Regions from separate parts of the Homo sapiens genome. Here region 2 is linked to region 1. A link is a loop called in an ENCODE intact Hi-C map of the cell type or tissue named here. Cell type or tissue: left lung. All regions are shown on one strand. Each heading gives the region's core, and the rest is flanking DNA. Links, peaks and the distances in the headings are about the cores only.

Region 1 (2,925 bases), core at 332-2,831:
CTTTGTGTTCAGGCAACATATAGAAATTCTGATAACCCTTCTCTAACCGTCTTCAAAATCAATATGCCTGTGCCCCAGTCCTCAATCAATCTCACCACTAGTTGTGTGTCCTTGAATTATGAATTACTCAACCTCTCTGGGACTGACTATTCATTCATTTGCACACAGAAAACGTCTGGAAGATCTCTAAGGATCTTGAAAATACTAACATGCTATGAGTATAAGTGTAAAAATACCTTTAAAAGTTGAAAATGATGTATAGATAATTATTATAAAAAATTCCCAAAATTAGCACTTCCAATTCTGCTGTTTAGTGACTGGCCAATATTATGAACTCCATTTTACAGATGTGTAGATGATTTTTCAAGTAACTTAATTGAAATGTTTATGGAACACCTATGCTAGGTACAGAAGCTTAGAAGCTTATCCAGGTTTGTTGGGCCAGAATCTCTTGATTCAGAGGGCCCTCTTTACTATACCTATATCTATCTATCTATATAAAAAATTAGGTATGAAGTGAATATTTAAGAGTGAATATTTCTAGAATGAGAAAAGAAATCACAGCAAGTTACCAGAGTCTTAGAGATTCAAGTCTCTTTTTTTTCTGAGCTCCCTTTAAGTAATTTATCTGAATTGTTTACATAGAAATGCTTTTGATTGAAACCTGGCTTCCCCTCCTTACCTAGACAGAATATTCTGTAGCTTCCAGCAATGTGCCACACTAAGTGGGGCCTGTGCAAGTGAACAGCCCTGAAAGTTAAGGTTTATGAAGCTTCACATAAATCTGCCTCTGACTAAATTCTTTAGGGATTCAAGACATATAAGACATGGTTTGCATACCCAAGTAAATTACAGTGACTTACAGCCATTAGACCTACAAGAAAATAGCTACTTGGTATTGTTTATCCACGTGAAACAGTTCTACTAGCAAAAGGATTCAAATGGAAACACTTTTTTTATTTAAAATTTTATTGTGAATTAAACTTAGACCTACAGAAAAGTTGCAAAAATGTTACGTAAAGTGCCCATACTTCACTCACCTTCCCCTTATGTTAACACCTTACAATGTACATTTGTTGATACCAGGAAATAAGCATTCTTAGAATACCATTAACTAAATTACAGACTTTATTCAAATCTTACCAGGTTTTTAACCAAATTTTCACCATGAATCCATTTCTGTTTCAGGATCCAAATCAGGATCCCACACTGCATTCAGTAGTCATGTCTCCTCAGTCTCTTCCTATTTGTAAGTCCCTCAATCTCCCCTCAACTTTCATGACCTTGACACTTTTATTTTCTTTGAGACAGAGTCTCGCTCTGTCATCCACTGCAGTGGTGCAGTCTCGGCTCACTGCAATCTCCGCCTCCCGGGTTCAAGCGATTCCCCTGTCTCAGCCTCCCGAGTAGCTGGGACTACTGGCATGTGCCACCACGCCCGGATTTTTTTTTGTATTTTTAGTAGAGACAGGGTTTCATCGTGTTAGCCAGGATGATCTCGATATACTGACCTCATGATCAGCCCACCTGGGATTACAGGCATGAGCCACCACGCCCAGCCGACCATGACACTTTTAAAGAGTCCTGCAGGCTGGGCACAGTGGCTCACACCTGTAATCCCAGCACTTTGGTAGGCTGAGGCAGGCAGATCACCTGAGATCAAGAGTTCGAGACCAGCCCAGCCAACATGGCAAAACCCCGTCTCTACTAAAAATACAAAAATTAGCTGGGTGTGGTGGCGGGCACCTGTAATCCCAGCTACTTGCCTCCAGATTGGTGGAGGATGAACTAATAGTGGATTTGGTTTCAGCCTGGAGTTGCTGTGAAATGGTGACACACTGCAGTCAATGCAAAAGTCTTCAGGCCTCGAGTGTTCTGAACACATACCTGCCTGGAGGAGATTCTCCAGCCCTGAAGGAATGAAGGAATGTTCCTCTAACCTCAGTCCCAACCTAGCAATGAGCCGAGATGGCGCCATTGCACGCTGTCTTAAAAAAAAAAAAAAAAAAAAATCCTGCTTAAGTATTTTGTAGAATATTTATCAATTTCTGTTGTCTTATGTTTTCTTATGAATAGATCGAGGCTATGCATTTTTGGCACAAATACTACAGAAATGATGTTGTACTCCTAGCTCATAATCCAATATCATTACTTATTTTCTTGCTAAATTGTTTCAACTTCGGTCTTTCAAAGCTACTTTAGGCTGGCTCCTGTTATCATTTCAACATGCCTTCATCCTTTTTTTGAGCATTTCTTTACTTTGTGGCACCAAAAGTGTTCTAAGCTCATCTTATATTTTCCCTTCCCCAGCTCTGGAATCAATCAGTTTTCCAGGAAGCCTGATATTAGGTCTTCGTGATTGGTGTGTTCTTCTCTTTTTTCCTAAAGTTCTGGGCCTTCAATGGTTTATTTCCTGAAACTAATAAATATATGCATTATCATTCACTAGGAGCGGGTCTGTGTATACTTTTTCTAAACTGAAATTGTAAAGGAACCTTGAATATGAGTTCTGGCCACATTATCAAAGGCCAGGCATAAGCCTCCAGGACATTCAAGCAAGCTTTTCAAGGACATTGCTCAAGAAAGAAGTTATTTCTGACATTTCTCTTCCCTTATTTCCCATGTCTAACTGGCTGCATCTGTGAATCCTCTCACAAGTCTGTCCCCTCTGCTCATCTTCACTGCCACTTCACTGGTTTTGGTCCTTCCCTGGCCCATGTCACAGCCTCCTGATGGTCTTCCTGATTTCATTCTCTCTTTCCTTCAACTCATCTTCCACATGGATGCATAAATAATCATTCCATTTGCAGATCCAACCTCATTGCTTACTCCTAAAGCTAGAAGAGGATGGTTTTTCTACATTTTGATGGTTTTTCTGAGCCTATCATTGGCGATATAGTTCTCTCATATTAATAGTGGTGGTTC
Region 2 (2,925 bases), core at 320-2,819, 140 kb before region 1:
TTAATAGGGGTCCAGCATGACAATAACATACAATTTGCATTCATTTTTCTAGTAGAAATATTACTAATAAACAAGACCAGTAGCTCCAATTCAAGCTACTTTTTCTATAGGACGTGTCATTTTTTGGCCCAAGCTCACCAAGTTATACTACTAGGTGTTTCTATGCTCTTTTATGAGCGGAATAAAGAACATACTTATTAAGCAACTGAGAACTTAGTATATGTGTTATTTTATTCTTAACACAATCAGAAAGAATTGTATTGTGGGCTTATATTTTATGTTAGTCAGCTAATGGTATTTTAGATTACTTATTCCCATTTGAAATTAGTAGACATTAAGAAATCAGTATTACATTGAAATATTCAGGAATAAGAGGGCATGATGTCTGCAACGTACTCCCTTGTATAAGCGTGTGTTTTGGGCTGGTACGGATTCCAAAGAAAGAAGCAGTAAATGCCAGGGTGATCAGGCCAAAGCATTTATTAGGGGAAGTTACTTACAGAGTGCTGCAGCAATCCTCATGACAGAGAAAAGAGGTGTTCTTGCTAAGTGTGTCGCCAGTGAGGGGGTCAGGGTATGAAGTTTGTTTAAGATTTTAAGGAATTTGGCTCAGGGCAGGGACAGTTTGCTTCAGTGTTTTGGGCAATGTCTTAGATACCTGGGAATGTTTAGGCCCCAGTTTTGGTTCAAGCCTGCTGGGAAAGGCCTGCAGCTGGCTGGGTCACAGAGTGGTCAAGGCACTTCATGATTTTTGGTCAGAATACAGAAAGACAGTTGGGGGAGAACTGGGGACCCTACAACATGAGAGAGGACAATAGAGCAAATGTGGAAACATTGTACTTGTCTTGTATCATATAAAAATGGTTGTGAATCTAGTGAAAGATACATGGAAGTTCTTTGTACTACTTAACAATTTTTCTGTGAGCCAGAAATTGTTTCATAAAAATATTGTTTTAAAAATCTGAGATGTAAATATCTTTAGTTCTATTTGGGTTGAGGGTAATACCAAAATAAGTTTCCTTGAATATCAATAAATGTAATTTTAAAGGTTTTAAATGCTCAAAATTAAGAAACTATTTAAAACTCTTTCCATTAAAAACCTAACTCAAAAGAACAACAAAACATCTGTTTTCATTTTTAAAGATAATTAGTATAACTATATTTTGTATCAGAAATATTTTCCAAGAATTCTTATTGAGTACCTACTTTGTGTGAGGAACTGTTCAAGGTGCTGTATACAAAGACTCTGCTCTTATGCAGCTTACATTCTGCTGGTGGTGGTAGTAGTGGTGAAGATATTAAATAAACAAATAATGGCATATCTGAAAGCGATAAAGTCTAAAAAGATATAAATGAAGCAGAATGAGATGAATAGCTGGTTAGGGTCAATGATAAGTTACATCTAGAGATTCAGGAAGTGAGGGAGGGAGCCAAGAGGGTAACTTGGAGGAGCTGTCCAGGCAGGAAAATAACAGGGTTAAAGGCCTTGTGTACTCACCATGCTCAAGAAGCAGCGAGACTAGAGTAGCAAGAAGAGAATGTAAAAGAGGGAGAATAATGGATGAAATGAGAGATGTAGTGAGAGCTAGATAATGTAAGACCTTGTAGAACATTATAAGGTCTTTGGCTTTTACCCTGAGTGAGCAGAAAATGCACTGAGGGTTTTGATCAGGGGAGTGAGATAATCTGATTTAATTTTAAAAGGATAATTGTGGCTGTGTTGTGGAGGATGGACTGTAAGACAGATGATGATAGAAGTAGGAAGATGAATCTAAAGGCTGTTGCTATAATCCAACTGAGTTATGGTAGCTTGAGAACCAGAGTGCTGGTAGTAGAGGAAGATGCAGAATGGTCAAAACTTGCACCTATTCTGCAGCTAGAGTTGAAGGATTTGTTAATAGATTGGAAGTGAGGAGTGAGAGAAATTGATGAATCAGGAATTATTTCAAGGTTTTTCACTAAGAGGAGAAAAACTATATGAAGAGGAGGCTTTGGAAGGGCAAACTGGCATTTCATTTTTGGATATCTCATGCTTGAGATAACTATGAAACATCCAAAAGAAGAGGTTGACCAGACACTCTGTTGTATGAGTCTGGAGTTCAGGGAGATAGCTAGGCTACAGAATTAATTTGAGAGTTGTCAGCATATAAATGGTACCTGAAGTTATGAGACTGAATGGGATCCCCTAGGAAGTGAGTGAAGAGAAAACCAGATAGTTGAAGTTAGGAAAACAAAAGAACTTTCAGGAGACAGGAGGACAACCAGGAAAGCATAGGGATCTGAAGACAGTACTTCAAGGAGAAGGGAGTGATCAATTTTGTCAAATGCAACTGACAGGTCAATTAAGTTTAGGTCTGAGAATTCAATTAAAAAATGGGAGTACATTATTGCTTTGATCAGAGCAGTTTTGATGGAGTGGTGGGCATAAAACCCTAGCAGATTCAAAAAGAGGAATTGAAGACAATAAGTAGAGATGTTTTCAAGGAGTGTTACTGTAAGGGAGAGCAGAGAATAGGGGTAAGAGATAGAGGGGAAAGTGGAATTAAGGTTTCTTAAAACATGGGTGATATTACAAGTATGTATATTGATGGAAATGATTGAATAGAGGGACAAGTAACAATTCCTTGGAGGGATGAGGGGGACAGAATTCCAGAAGTTATGTTCTTGAGAAAGCAGAAGATGGACAAGTGAACTGGGTGGTCACAGTCAGCTATTCCATAGTAACTGGAGGAAATGCAGACCGTATGGGTAGAGATGCATGTAGGTGGGTAGAGAGGTGGAGAGAGCTTATGGCGGCTCTTCTAGTTTCTTCTCTCAGTAAAATAGGAAGCAAGACATTTTTGCTTGCAGAGAAAACAGTTCTCAGGGAAAGGCTATATTTTAGTTAAAGTAAGATGAAATGAACTTAAGAAATTGAGAGTGCAC

Evidence for each region. Peaks named below come from ENCODE experiments on the same cell type or tissue, not always from the same donor. Only the 100,000 strongest peaks of a DNase experiment are listed, where the experiment ranks them.
Region 2: it touches region 1 in a loop (2.5-fold over the local background); 75 of 110 quality-filtered maps call a loop at or near these places.

Annotation. Positions count from the first base shown.
Region 1 is chr2:210,393,211-210,396,135 of GRCh38, forward strand. All of the region lies in intron 1 of LANCL1-AS1 (LANCL1 antisense RNA 1), which reads left to right. Among named protein-coding and RNA genes, the nearest start is that of LANCL1-AS1, 70 kb to the left of the region's middle. In left lung, for the core only: no CTCF peak of the experiment used is centred there; no DNase peak of the experiment used is centred there.
Region 2 is chr2:210,253,563-210,256,487 of GRCh38, forward strand. No RefSeq gene overlaps it. Among named protein-coding and RNA genes, the nearest start is that of ACADL, 30 kb to the left of the region's middle. In left lung, for the core only: no CTCF peak of the experiment used is centred there; no DNase peak of the experiment used is centred there; H3K4me3 peaks cover 478 bases; H3K27ac peaks cover 330 bases.